Linked DNA regions of Homo sapiens: regions 1 and 2 are each linked to region 3. A link is an interaction called in ENCODE POLR2A ChIA-PET data of the cell type or tissue named here. Cell type or tissue: CD4-positive, alpha-beta T cell. All regions are shown on one strand. Region 1 overlaps NFATC1 (nuclear factor of activated T cells 1). Region 2 has its middle 5.2 kb from the start of NFATC1. Region 3 holds the start of LOC102723506 (a long non-coding RNA gene).

What was found. ChIA-PET counts read pairs that join two places held together with the same protein. Peaks named below come from ENCODE experiments on the same cell type or tissue, not always from the same donor. Only the 100,000 strongest peaks of a DNase experiment are listed, where the experiment ranks them.
Region 1: POLR2A ChIA-PET joins it to region 3 with 51 read pairs; 16 of 35 experiments call an interaction of 5 or more read pairs at or near these places.
Region 2: POLR2A ChIA-PET joins it to region 3 with 17 read pairs; 16 of 35 experiments call an interaction of 5 or more read pairs at or near these places.

What each region holds. Positions count from the first base shown.
Region 1 is chr18:79,403,575-79,407,574 of GRCh38, forward strand. All of the region lies in intron 1 of NFATC1 (nuclear factor of activated T cells 1), which reads left to right. Among named protein-coding and RNA genes, the nearest start is that of NFATC1, 9.6 kb to the left of the region's middle. RefSeq lists enhancers at 1,263-1,322, 1,444-2,039, 3,230-3,823 and a silencer at 3,846-4,000. In CD4-positive, alpha-beta T cell, CTCF peaks have their summits at 2,226 and 2,426; DNase peaks (open chromatin) are centred at 1,177, 1,747, 2,377 and 2,807; H3K4me3 peaks cover 3,015 bases; H3K27ac peaks cover 3,493 bases.
Region 2 is chr18:79,388,753-79,392,752 of GRCh38, forward strand. No RefSeq gene overlaps it. Among named protein-coding and RNA genes, the nearest start is that of NFATC1, 5.2 kb to the right of the region's middle. In CD4-positive, alpha-beta T cell, no CTCF peak of the experiment used is centred here; no DNase peak of the experiment used is centred here.
Region 3 is chr18:79,521,472-79,525,471 of GRCh38, forward strand. All of the region lies in intron 9 of NFATC1 (nuclear factor of activated T cells 1), which reads left to right. It overlaps LOC102723506 (a long non-coding RNA gene), which reads right to left and starts at 2,045. Exons shown (of 3, transcript XR_935689.3): 1 at 1,617-2,045; 2 at 1,172-1,390. RefSeq lists a silencer at 3,243-3,312. In CD4-positive, alpha-beta T cell, no CTCF peak of the experiment used is centred here; DNase peaks (open chromatin) are centred at 1,140, 2,060, 2,440, 3,330 and 3 weaker places; H3K4me3 peaks cover 2,510 bases; H3K27ac peaks cover 2,769 bases.

The DNA.
Region 1 (4,000 bases), 120 kb before region 3:
AGCACTGTCGCCGTGGCAACTCAGAGGAAATTGGCCAAGGCCTCTGTGTTTGGGCTGGAGCCTCTCTGGCAGTCGGGGCCACCCTCCGAACCTCTGTGTGCCCGGGTCTGCCACTGGCCTGTGCCCACTGCTGGGGCATTTAATGGTTCCCTTGTGGAAAGGCAACATCTTATGCAGAATTGAAGCTTTGGAAGACTTTTATTCTCAAGTCCATTTTCACCAAATAGGATTTCTCTTCCCCAAGAGGGCCCGGGGTGTCCGTGGCTGGTCGGGGGCTGTGGCAGGAAACCCGTGGCAGAGACGCCTGGTGAGCAGAGAGGTCCCAGGGGAGAGCTGAATTAGGAATGCTCTGTTGTTCAAGTTCAGTGTTTTAGGAAAGCGTTCCTGCTATTACCATGCACAGCTCATCCCCTGACGTTCTAGAGGTGTTTCCGTGGAGGGTGGAGTTACCTGGCAGATTGGAATATTTCAGTTCTGTGTCGTGTTTTTCAAAGGAAGATCTCAGCTAGCCATGAACAACTTGGATATTTTTTAATTCCTTGAAAACAGAATTCAAAAAGGATGCTTTAAAATGATGTGTGCGTCGGACCAGGGGGAATATTCCAGTACCTCTGAGGAACGATGTCCCAGGTTGGGCCCCGGGCTGGACGAAGGACCCTTATTAAGGCGTTGGCGTGCTTATTTATGGAACATTAAATACCGTTTGTTTGCGCTGTGACGAGGCCATCCTATTTGCCTTTGTAAATCTTTCTCGCTGGCAGATTGTTGGGGGAACGGCGTCTGGGAAGCTGTTGCTGTCTGTCATGCCGCGGGCCTGACCACGTCCCGGTGCCACTGTGAGGCAGCGTTTCCCAGGCCTGCTAAGCACATTGCTTCCAACAGCAAGGTCTTGGCGTGGATCGCCCTGCTTCGTTTTGTTTTATTTCCAATACATTCACAGTTGTCATCTGGCCTCACCCACAGCAGACTCCGTGGCTGTCTGGAGAGGTGACAGCAGTGCCTGGGGGTCGACCTGTGGTTCAGCCCCAGCAAGTGCTGAAGGGAATGTTCCTTAAAATGAAAAATAACGTCGTCTGTGATGGCCGCCTCTCAGAGTTTGTGAAAGATGAGAGATCTGGCTGTGGCTGGAGTTGGTGATTCTTGTCAGCAGTGCTGGCCTGATGCGCAAGGCAGAGGCGTGGCTGTCCTGCCCTGCGCACAGCGAGTGAGGGAGTGGCTGTCTGGGAACTGCGTGTCGTGAGGGGCAGGTGCCCTGGGGCTCAGCACGGCGGGGTCTGCAAGGTTAGAATGCTGTGCACCTGTAGGGAGCCCTGACCAGAAGTATTTCATGTATTAATTTAATGTCAGGCACCGATACAGTTTTTTGTGGTTGTTCAGAAACGAGAAAGGTGTGTGGTTCTGAAGTGAATTATTTCTCAGAGTGAGAGAGATCGCTTTTAACAGCTCTGACATGTGGAACTTGCTGAGGCCAGTGGGACTAGGCTGGCCTGAGAGCCGGGTGCTCCCCGCGTGGCCGTCTGTCCTAGCACCCCCAAACCACCTGTGTGTCGTGGGGCACCTGATGGCTGAGCGAGCCGGTGAGGATCAGGGGACTCAAAAGTGAGGAGGTGGCACTTTCAGCAGAGGGGCCATGCCATGACCTTCCGTTAAGGGATTTTGAATGTGCTCTCCGCGATCATTGCTTAGAATCCAGCTGTCTCCCTGCTCACCTGCACTGTCATTTAGTGAATCCTCCTTGGCAAAGAGCCAGGCCCTCCGACACGGCAGCCAGGGAGTGGGGTCACCGAGCTCTGTGGTGGTGTCTGACGTGACATGAATCAGCCCAAGCGCCTCAGAATCGTCAAGAAAGTTACTGGGAATATTTTCCCTTCATGTAAATATGATCCCTTTGAATAGTTAAATAACTCAGATTTGAATACGGTTTAGGTGGGTCATGAAACCAAATTCATTGGGAGCTGGGAGGGAGGGGCTCACAGCCAGGACAGTGGCCCCCGGCGTGTGGGGCTTGGCCTCTGGGGGCAGCTTGACCCCACACCTTGCCCTTCTTCTAGGAGGAACAAGGGAACTTTATCCACTACCCGCCCTCCAAGGACCTGGGCGAGGGATCCTAATGAAATTCAAGCATTTGAGCTTTCGTTTTGTCATTTGTTTGATCAGGGAAAACGCATGCTTAGGTGAGCCCTTTTTGTTTTTTAATAAAGCTTTATGGTGTTTCTTTGCCTCATCGAATCAGGTTTTATTGCAATACTTCAGTTTAAATAAAGGCCCTCGGGTGCCCCAGGCGTCCGTGGGCCTCTGCATGCACTTCCTGCTCTCGCTGTGGGCGGAGTCTCCTCCTCTTCCTCACTTCCCCTCACGCCTGGGCCCCCGTCACAGAAACGTCAAGGGCTACGGCCCCTGAGGACTTGCACACAGAGACCTGTGAGGTCCGCCTCCCCTTTCCTGCCCCGTTTCATCTAGAACCTTCCGGTGATCTGGCTCTAGTACCCCGTGTGGCGCAGCTCTGGGCTCCGTCACTGGCTGAGCAGCCAGTTCAGGGCTGAGTCCTGTGGGAGGATGGTGGGGAGGCCCCAAGACTTGCTCTGTTAATTGCTAGGGTTTTAAAAAATTCTTCAGAATTACCTTTCTACCAGCAAATGGTAGTTCAGCTGTGGGATCAGCTGTCTTGGAAATAAATACTCTTTTGATTGGGAAACAGGAAGTGTAGGAATCTGTACATGAATCAATTGCAGTTAAGCCCCCTTTGAGGTCTGGACAGTGAGGGGAAGTGTGTGGAGCAGGTGGGGCCTGAAGAGCCGGTTGAAGGCCACGGATGCCTCCGAGAGGAAGTCGGGGTGTGGGAGGGAGGCTGGGCCCCCGTGATCGGATCCACGCTGCCATCGTGTTCCCTCAGTTCCGCTGCTGTGCTTTCGGGTCTCCTGGAGTTGATGACTGGTGTGAGATGGAAGCTGGTTCCTAACATAATGTTGTTTCTGCTCCAACAGGCGAGAGGGCTTCTAGACAAATAAGCGGGCCCAGCAGTAAGTGTGGGTGTGAGTTCCTGGGCCGGTGTATGTAATGTGGCGTTTTTGGCTAAGGAATATCTTTTGGACAACTTTTGGTGAGAATGCAGAGTAATGAACAGGTGGCTCGGCGTGGCACCTCAACGGGAACCCCCCAGGAGCCGCAGGCCTGCGCTCGACAAAACCCCCTCGTGGGTCCCCCACCGCGCCTTCCTTCTGTCCACCGTTGGACTGCGTCCCTGTGCTTCCCCCGAGACCCCCAGCCGCAGAGCCAGCCACGGCTCCGCGGGTCTTCCGCAGCGCTCCATGCGGGGCAGACGTCAGGGCTGGCCTGGCACGGTCACCCAGGCGTGTGGGGCGTGGGGCACAGGGCGACCTGCCTGTGTGGCCTGTTGTCCAGCGGGTCTGATGCAGCCGGCTCAGGGGCTTTGCACGGGCCACGGAGGGGCCACCGTGACGCCCAGGCGGAGCTCTCAGAGGGCTACAGTTTGCCTGGCCCAGAGCCCCCCAGGTATCACCAGCAGATCAGAGGACTTCAGATTCTCCTCGGAAACCTCACCTTCTCCCGGAAGCTGCTTTCCAGGCTCATTTTTAGAAAGTTGGTCACAGAAGTTTTAGCGTTGGGGCCTGGTGTTTGCCTGAAGCATCCAGTGAGCATGGAGCCTGGGGGCGGGGGGCACAGTGGATGCCAGTGAACATGGGTGGTCAGTCCCAGAGCTGGCGTCTTGCAGCTGGGGCAGATCCTGGGGATGGTGTGTGTGTCCTGACCAGAGGCCAGGCTGGAGGCTGGAATTGGCGTCAGGATGCCCAGCTCCAGCTCCACCCCAGTCCCTGCCTGTGGCTCTGGGGAAAGAAAGACCTCCTTATTGATTTATTGATTTATTGATTTGACAGGGTCTTGCTGTGTCGCCCAGGCTGGAGTGCAGGCTGGAGTGATCTCAGCTCACTGCAACCTCTGCCTCCTGGGCTCAAGCAATCCTGCTGCCTCAGCCTCCCAA
Region 2 (4,000 bases), 130 kb before region 3:
AGCAATCCAATGGCAGCCGTGGAATTTAACAGCTGGGTATGGTCAGGGAAAGAGAGGAAGAGATCTCTATCAATGTGGTCGGGGAAAGAGAGGAAGAGATCTCTATCAATGTGGTCGGGGAAAGAGAGGAAGAGATCGCTCTCAAAATCCTGCATTCCAGGGTGACTCTGGGCACAGGTAAGACTCCTCTCCCTAAGGAGCAAGCCAGAGGCATAACTCTACTGGTGGAGGGGGCAGTGTGTGGAATAGCTTCACTGCAGTCATCTCAGAAGTCACAAGACAAGTAAATAAGCAAATAACAAGCCCCACACAGGGGGACCAGTATCCAGAGCTGCTATAATACATTGTCTAAAATGCCCAGTTTCCAACAAAATAGGAGGCATGCAAAGAAACACAAGAGTATGACCCCCACATTTAAATTTTTTAAAAAGCAGACAACAGAAACTGCCTGGGGAATGACCAGATATTGGATTTAATGGGAAAAGGCCAAAATATCCCTTATATGCTCAGAGAACTAAAGTAAATCTTGATTAAAGGAAGCAGGACGACAATGTCACATCACGTAGAGACTGTTGATAGAATGTATAAAAAATAACCAGTGGAAATTCAGGAGTTGGAAGGCGCAGTCACTGAAGTGAACCATTCACTATTGGGGCTCAACAATCGATTTGAACTGGCAGAAGAAAGAAAGTGAATTTGAAGATACATCAGTAGAGAGTATGCAAGCCCCGAACAGAGAGCAGATAGAATGAAGGAGACCAAGGGGAGCCTCGGAGAGCTGAGGGGCACCAGGGACGCCCTCCAGGGCACCAGCCCACACAGGGGGTTCACTAGAAGGAAAGGAAAGAGGAAAAAAGGGATGCAAAAATATTAAAAGAAATAATGGTTGAAAATATCGCAGATTAGTTTAAAAAAATAACCTACAAAACCAGGAATCTCAATGAACTCCAACTGGGGCAAGCCTAGAGAGGCCCACAGACCAACACATTATGAGTAAAAATGCTGAAAGTCAATAATAAGGAGAAAATCTCAAAAGCCAAAATAATAAAATAAGGTATCACTTACAAGGGAACCCCAATAAGGCTAACAAGTGACTTCTAAGCGGCAACGATGTGAGCCTGAGGCAGTGGGATAACAGCCAAAGGAAAGGAGAGAGGAGGAGAGGGGAGGGGAAAGGAGGGGGAGGCAGAGGGAGGCAGGGAGGGAGGAAGGAAACCTATCAATCCCAAATCCTATGCGCAGCAGAGCTTTCTTTCAAGAATGAAGGTGAAATAAAGACTTTTTCCGACAAACTGAGAGTTTGTTGCCAGCTGACCCACCTTACAAAAAATACTAAAGGAAGTTCTTCAGGCAGTGAGCAAGAAACTTCAGACAGTAATTTGAAATCACATGAAAAAAACAGAGTGCCTCTTAAGGTAATTACGTAATTTCATAAGACAGTACGAATACATATTTTTCTCTTTTTATAACTGGTGTGAAAAGTGATTGTATAAAATAATGTATATAAAATATAATGTTGGGCCTATAACTTATAGCAATGTAATATATGTGTAGTGTATTGCTAATAACAATACAAAGAAAGGGAATGAGAACAAAGCTATATTGGACTAAAGAAATAACTACAGATGGTAAAATAATGGTTATCACAATGTATTCTTAGGTTTGTAACATTACTGTTTACAATGTAGAATGTATAAAAGCGGGAAGGGAATGGAGCTAGCTACATAGGGATAGTGTTTTTGTGTGTCACTGGAGTCGAAATGTATATGGTACATACTAGAGCAATCACTAAAACAGTAACAAAAAAAGTTTAAAAACTCAGTAGAAAATAATTCACTTAATGCAAAGAAGTCAATAAAGAAATAAATGAGGGGAAGACATAAGAAAAATAGAAAATGAAAAGTAAAGTGGAATAGAAATGAAAAGTAAAGTTCAATAATAACATTAAATGTGAGTGGATTTAACAACCAATCAGAAAGCAAAGGCTGTCAGACTGAATTAAGAAAACATGACCCAACTTTATGCCGTCTAGAGGAGACATACTTTCTACTCAAAGCTACACACATAGACTACAACGATGGGAAAAGACGACACACCAACAGCGACTTCAGGAAAGCTGGAGTGGCTGCTAATGTTAGACAAAATAGGCTTTTTAAAAAAGGTTTTATTAAAGAGGAATGTTTCGTAATGATAAAAGCACTAATCTGTGAGAAAGATACAACAATGATAAACATACGTGCAGCTAATAAGAGAGCTCCAAAATCTATGAAGCAAAAACTCACAGAATGAGGGGAGAAGCAGTTCTACAACAGAGAATGGGGACTTCGATACTCCACTTTCAATAATGGATACAACAACCAGGCAGATAACAAGGCAACAGAAGGCCTGAACAACAGTATAAACCAATTAGACCTACCAGATATCTATAGCTAGCACACTCCACCCAACGACAGCAGAATACACATTCTTCTCAAGCGCACAAGTAACATCCTCCAGGATGGGCCATGTTCTAGGCCATCAAACAAACTCAGGTGGTTTGAGGCCAGAGGCCTCTCTTTTAACCACCACACTAGGGCCTTCGGAGGAGGCAAGCAGAGAGTTGTCAAAGAGGCCCTCAGGACTGGGTGCAGTGGCTCATGACTGTAATCCCAGCACTTTAGAAGGCTGAGGCACAAGGATCTTTTGAGCTCAGGAGTTCAAGAAATGAGCACTTATCCACTGGGCGCGGTGGCTCACGCCAGTAATCCAGCACTTTGGGAGGCTTAGGCGGGCGGATCAAGAGGTCAGAAGCTCAAGACCAGCCTGACCAACATGGTGAAACCCCGTCTCTACTAAAAGTACAAAAATTAGCCGGGCGTGGTGGCGCACACCTGTAATCCCAGCTACTTGGGAGGCTGAGGCAGGAGAATCACTTGAACCCGGGAGGTGGAGGTTGCAGTGAGTGGAGATCACACCATTGCACCCCAGCCTGGGCAACAGAGCGAGACTCCGTCTCAAAAAAAAAAAAAAAAAAAAAGAAAGAAAGAAAAAGAAAAAAAAAGTGAGCATGTATTTTGCCAGAGTCTGGAGATTAGAATTAAATTAGCAAACCAGAATTATAGAAAAAGCTATTTACTTTTAAGTAAACAGCTGAGATTTTTTTTTTTAAGTCAGTGTGAATGAAGCTCACAGCCATGGTTGGAGCTGAGAAAGAAGGATTTCCCTTTAGTTATGCACCTGTGTCAGCACCTTCTGACTTTCCTTCTAAAGTCTGGGGTGTTCCTGAGGATCCGTAAGTTTGGGGTTCAGGGTTTCTACAGCATGCTGTTACTTGTGAAACATCTCTTTAACCATGTCCCAGAGTTGCCCAGGAGTTTAAGACCAGCCTGAGCAACATAGCAAGACCTCATCTCAACAACAACAAAAATTAGAAATAAATTAGCCAGGTGTGGTGACATGTGCCTGTAGTCCCAGCTACTCAGAAGGCTGAGGCATGAGGATCACTTGGGCCCAGGAAGTTGGGGCTGCAGGGAGCCCTGTTCATGCCGCTGCACTCCAGCCTGCAAGACAGAGCAGAAAAAAAGAATCAGGATCCTGGGCAGAGGGAGGAGAGGGGACCGGGGTCCAGCAAGCACTTGGGGATTGACTGAATGGCGTTGGGGAGAGATGACTCCAAAGTCCTGGAGTGGGTGAGAATGACTGCGAGTGGCTTTTAGGTGGGGAGGTTCCTGCCTGGCCACTCCGGGAGGGGACGTGGGGCTGAAGGGTATCAGGTGCCGTGCTGAGCAGTTTGGCCTTGATCCTAATGCCCTGGACACACGTCTAGGGTAGGAAAGTTGACTGATCCATTGGTGATCTGAGTTTTTAGACATGGTGGTAGTCCATGAGGTGGGTGTTCATGCTAAGAGTTTAGACAGGGAAACCTATGAAGCCCTTAGCAACCCTCCAGGGAAGGGGCGTGGTTAAAGAGATGTTTCATAAGTAACAGCATGGTATAGAAACTCTGAACCCCAAATGTATG
Region 3 (4,000 bases):
TGTGTGTGTGGGGGGCATCCACTGATGTGTGTGTCTGTGTGTGTGTGGGGAGCATCCACTGATGTGTATGTGTGTGTGGGGGGGCATCCACTGATGTGTGTGTCTGTGTGTGTGGGGGGAGCATCCGCTGATGTGTATGTCTGTGTGTGTGGGGGGGGGGGCATCCGCTGATGTGTGTGTCTGTGTGTGTGGGGGGGGGGGCGTCTGCTGATGTGTGTGTGTGTGTGTGGGGAGCATCCACTGATGTGTGTGTCTGTGTGTGTGTGGGGTGCATCCACAGATGTGTGTGTCTGTGTGTGTGTGGGGAGCATCCACTGATGTGTATGTGTGTGGGGGGGGGCATCCCCTGATGTGTGTGTCTGTGTGTGTGGGGGGGGGGGCGTCTGCTGATGTGTGTGTCTGTGTGTGTGGGGGGGGCATCCACTGATGTGTATGTCTGTGTGTGTGGGGGCGTCTGCTGATGTGTGTGTTTTGTGTGTGGGAGGTTGTCTGCTGTGTGTGGGGAGGGGGCATCTGCTGATATGTGTGTCTGTGCATGTGTGGGGGGGCGTCTGCTGATGTGTGTGTTTTGTGTGTGGGGAGGGGGCGTCCACTGATGTGTGTGTCTGTTGGGGGGGGCCGTCTGCTGATGTGTGTTTTGTTTTGTGTATGGGGAGGGGGTGTCCACTGATGTTTGTGTCTGTGTGTGTGTGGGGGGGTATCTGCTGATGCGTTTTGTGTGTGTGGGGGGGGGTGTCCACTGATGTGTGTGTCTGGGTGTAGGGGGGGTGGCATCTGCTGATGTGTGTGTTTTGTGTGTAGAGGGGTGCGTCTACTGATGTCTGGGTGTAGGGGCTGGCGCCTGCTGATGTGTGTGTTTTGTGTGTGGTGGGGGGTGTCCACTGATGTTTGTGTCTCTGTGTGTGTGGGGGGGGGTGCGTCCACGGATTGTGTCTGGGTGGGGGGACGTCTGCTGGTGTGTGTGTTTTGTGTGTGTGTTGGGGGGGTGCGTCTACTGATGTCTGTGTGTGGAGGGTATCTGCTGATGTGTTTTGTGTGGGGGGGGTGCGTCCACTGATGTGTGTGTCTGTGGGGGGTGTCTGCTGATGTGTGTGTTTTGCTTGTGTTAAAAGGCGCACACCGCAGGAAAGGAAAGTGGCAGTAAACACCCCCGCCCCCAGCCTTCCCTCACCTCAGATACGCCAAGTTCCGGGCACTGAGCACCCTGCAGGTGAAACAGGGAGGACCAGAGAGGGAAGGGACGGGGGCCAGATTTGGAGGAGAGAGGACGGACTCCTGGGGCCAGGAGCTGGCTGGGCAGGGTGGGAACCCTCCTGTCCCAGGGTCTGAGTCGTCCCCCAGGCACCAGCCAGTAGGCCCATCCAGCTTTCCATGACTTTCCTAGTAAGTACTGAAAGAAAAAACACACATCTAACACTGTGGCTTGCCCAGCGGGGCCCCAGGCCGCCATCTGGGAGGATCTGGGGGCAGGTGGCTGTTCAGGGCCCAGCAGAGCCGGCTGAGCTCAGACCCCAGTAAGGGTCAGTCCTGCCCTGTCAGCTCTGGGGTCCCTGGCAGCCATTCCCACTCTCCGAGCCCTCCGTGGTCCCTGTGAACAGACTGGGTGACTACAGTACCTGCCTTTGCCGCTCCCGGGGCTGTTGCAAGGAGCAAGCAGGTGCACAAAGGGCCAGGCAGGGCTGCATAACTGCTGGGGAAATGGTAGTTTGTTCATTCCTTAAAATGTAAGATCCTTAATTGCTTTCAGAAACCGGGCATTCAGAAATGCAGAAAAATGTTGCTTCCAAGCCAGGCAGCAAGGGGGCAAAATATATCAAACAGCGTTCAGGCCCTGGCAGCTCCGTTCTGGCCCTCATCATTCCCAGCATAGAGAAACAAAACTCCTGCGTGAAACTTAAGAGGTGAACTTTGGGTAGCTCACTACAGGGTGAAGTTTAAATGTCAACTTTCTTTCAAAATGATGATCAAAAAGAAGAAACTGGTTATGTGAAGGTACGAATACTTGACTGAGAAAGGCGTCTCGCCTACGGCTTGTTTACGCACAGCTAGTGAGAGCTTGCGTGGCCCCAGCAAGGGCACAGATAAGATTCACAGGTGAGGCAGTGAAAGCCATGCCTGCCCTTGTACTTGGTAGTTTTTATATTTAAAAATGTACTGATTTCCTCCTTCACTCAATTCCAGATGTGTATAGAGAGGTGGGTATGAGTGTGGGTGTGTGGATGTGGCCTCGAGGGAGGCTCTCAGCCTGCAGCCAGGATTCAAAACGCCACAGTCGAGTTTTAGGAAAAAACAATAGTTTCCACCTGAGGAGTATTTTAGAGAAAAATCTAATATAAGGGAAAAAAAAGCCCTCCTTATTAAATTAAATTGTGGTATAACAGCTCACCACATCCTGTTGCGGGGACATCTGACGTTAGGCAAAGTAAGTTTCCTCTTTCAGGTCTCCCACACGCCGTGAGGGTCACATGCTACCTGCAATTCAAAATATGCTAGGAAGGGAAAAAACCCTTTGTGTCTGTGGAAAAGCTGAATAAGAAGATGGAAATTATCAGCAGAGAGAGCTGGTATGGGAAACCGTAGGTGTCATCGGCAACCATACCCTACCCAAGGAAGCCGCCCCCGGAATAGCAAGGGCAGGGCCGGGCAGCTGTGGCTGACCTCATGGGTCAGAAGTGCTCGTGGCGGGAAGGAGTTGGGGGGTGGGGGGGCGGTCCTGTCTTTCAGCCCAGCGCCAGCGAGCCACATGGCCTCAGACCAACCCCAGGATGGGCCCGTTGTCCACCTGTGAAAGGGGAAGCCGTGGCTTTCCTCTCAGGGCTACGGCACAGGCCGTGTCTGCGGGGCGAGCACGGCTCCACGTACGGCTCTCGTCCGCGGTGTGGATGGGTGGGCGGTACAGCCTCCTCTGCGGTTCGGTTGCTGTGCTGTCCTCTGCTGAGTGGTGTCAGGGTTGTCCATCCCGCTCTCTGTCAGCTGCTGCCATGGGGCAGCGGGAAGGCCCTGGAGGGTGCCTGGGCTGTGTCTGGTCCCGGCCACGCGTCCCTGCAGCGTCTGAGACCTTGTGGAACACACTTGACCCGGCGCTGGGACGGGGTCGGCCCACACGCACCGCCAGCCCGCAGGAGTGAGGTGCAGGCTGCCGCTGGCTCCTTAGGCCTCGACAGCTCTCTTGAGGTCGGCCCTCCTCCCCTCCCGAGAGCTCAGCAGCCGCAGACCCAGGCAGAGAGAGCAAAGGAGGCTGTGGTGGCCCCCGACGGGAACCTGGGTGGCCGGGGGACACACCGAGGAACTTTCCGCCCCCCGACGGGCTCTCCCACCGAGGCTCAGGTGCTCGTGGGCAGCAAGGGGAAGCCCCATGGCCATGCCGCTTCCCTTTCACCCTCAGCGACGCGCCCTCCTGTGCCCGCGGGGAACAAGACGGCTCTCGGCGGCCATGCAGGCGGCCTGTCCCACGAACACGATGGAGACCTCAGACGCCGTCCCCACCCTGTCACTGTCACCATCACCCATCCTGTCCCCTCACGCCTCCCCACATCCCATCATTACTACCCCTCAGGCCTCCCCACGTCCCACCGTCGTTACCCCTCAGTCCTCCCCACGTCCCACCGTCGTTACCCCTCAGGCCTCCCCACGTCCCACCGTCGTTACCCCTCAGTCCTCCCCACGTCCCACCGTCGTTACCCCTCAGTCCTCCCCACGTCCCACCGTCGTTACCCCTCAGTCCTCCCCACGTCCCACCGTCGTTACCCCTCAGTCCTCCCCACGTCCCACCGTCGTTACCCCTCAGTCCTCCCCACGTCCCACCGTCGTTACCTCTCAGTCCTCCCCACGTCCCACCGTCGTTACCCCTCAGTCCTCCCCACGTCCCACCGTCGTTACCCCTCAGGCCTCCCCACGTCCCACCGTCGTTACCCCTCAGTCCTCCCCACGTCCCACCGTCGTTACCTCTCAGTCCTCCCCACGTCCCACCGTCGTTACCCCTCAGTCCTCCCCACGTCCC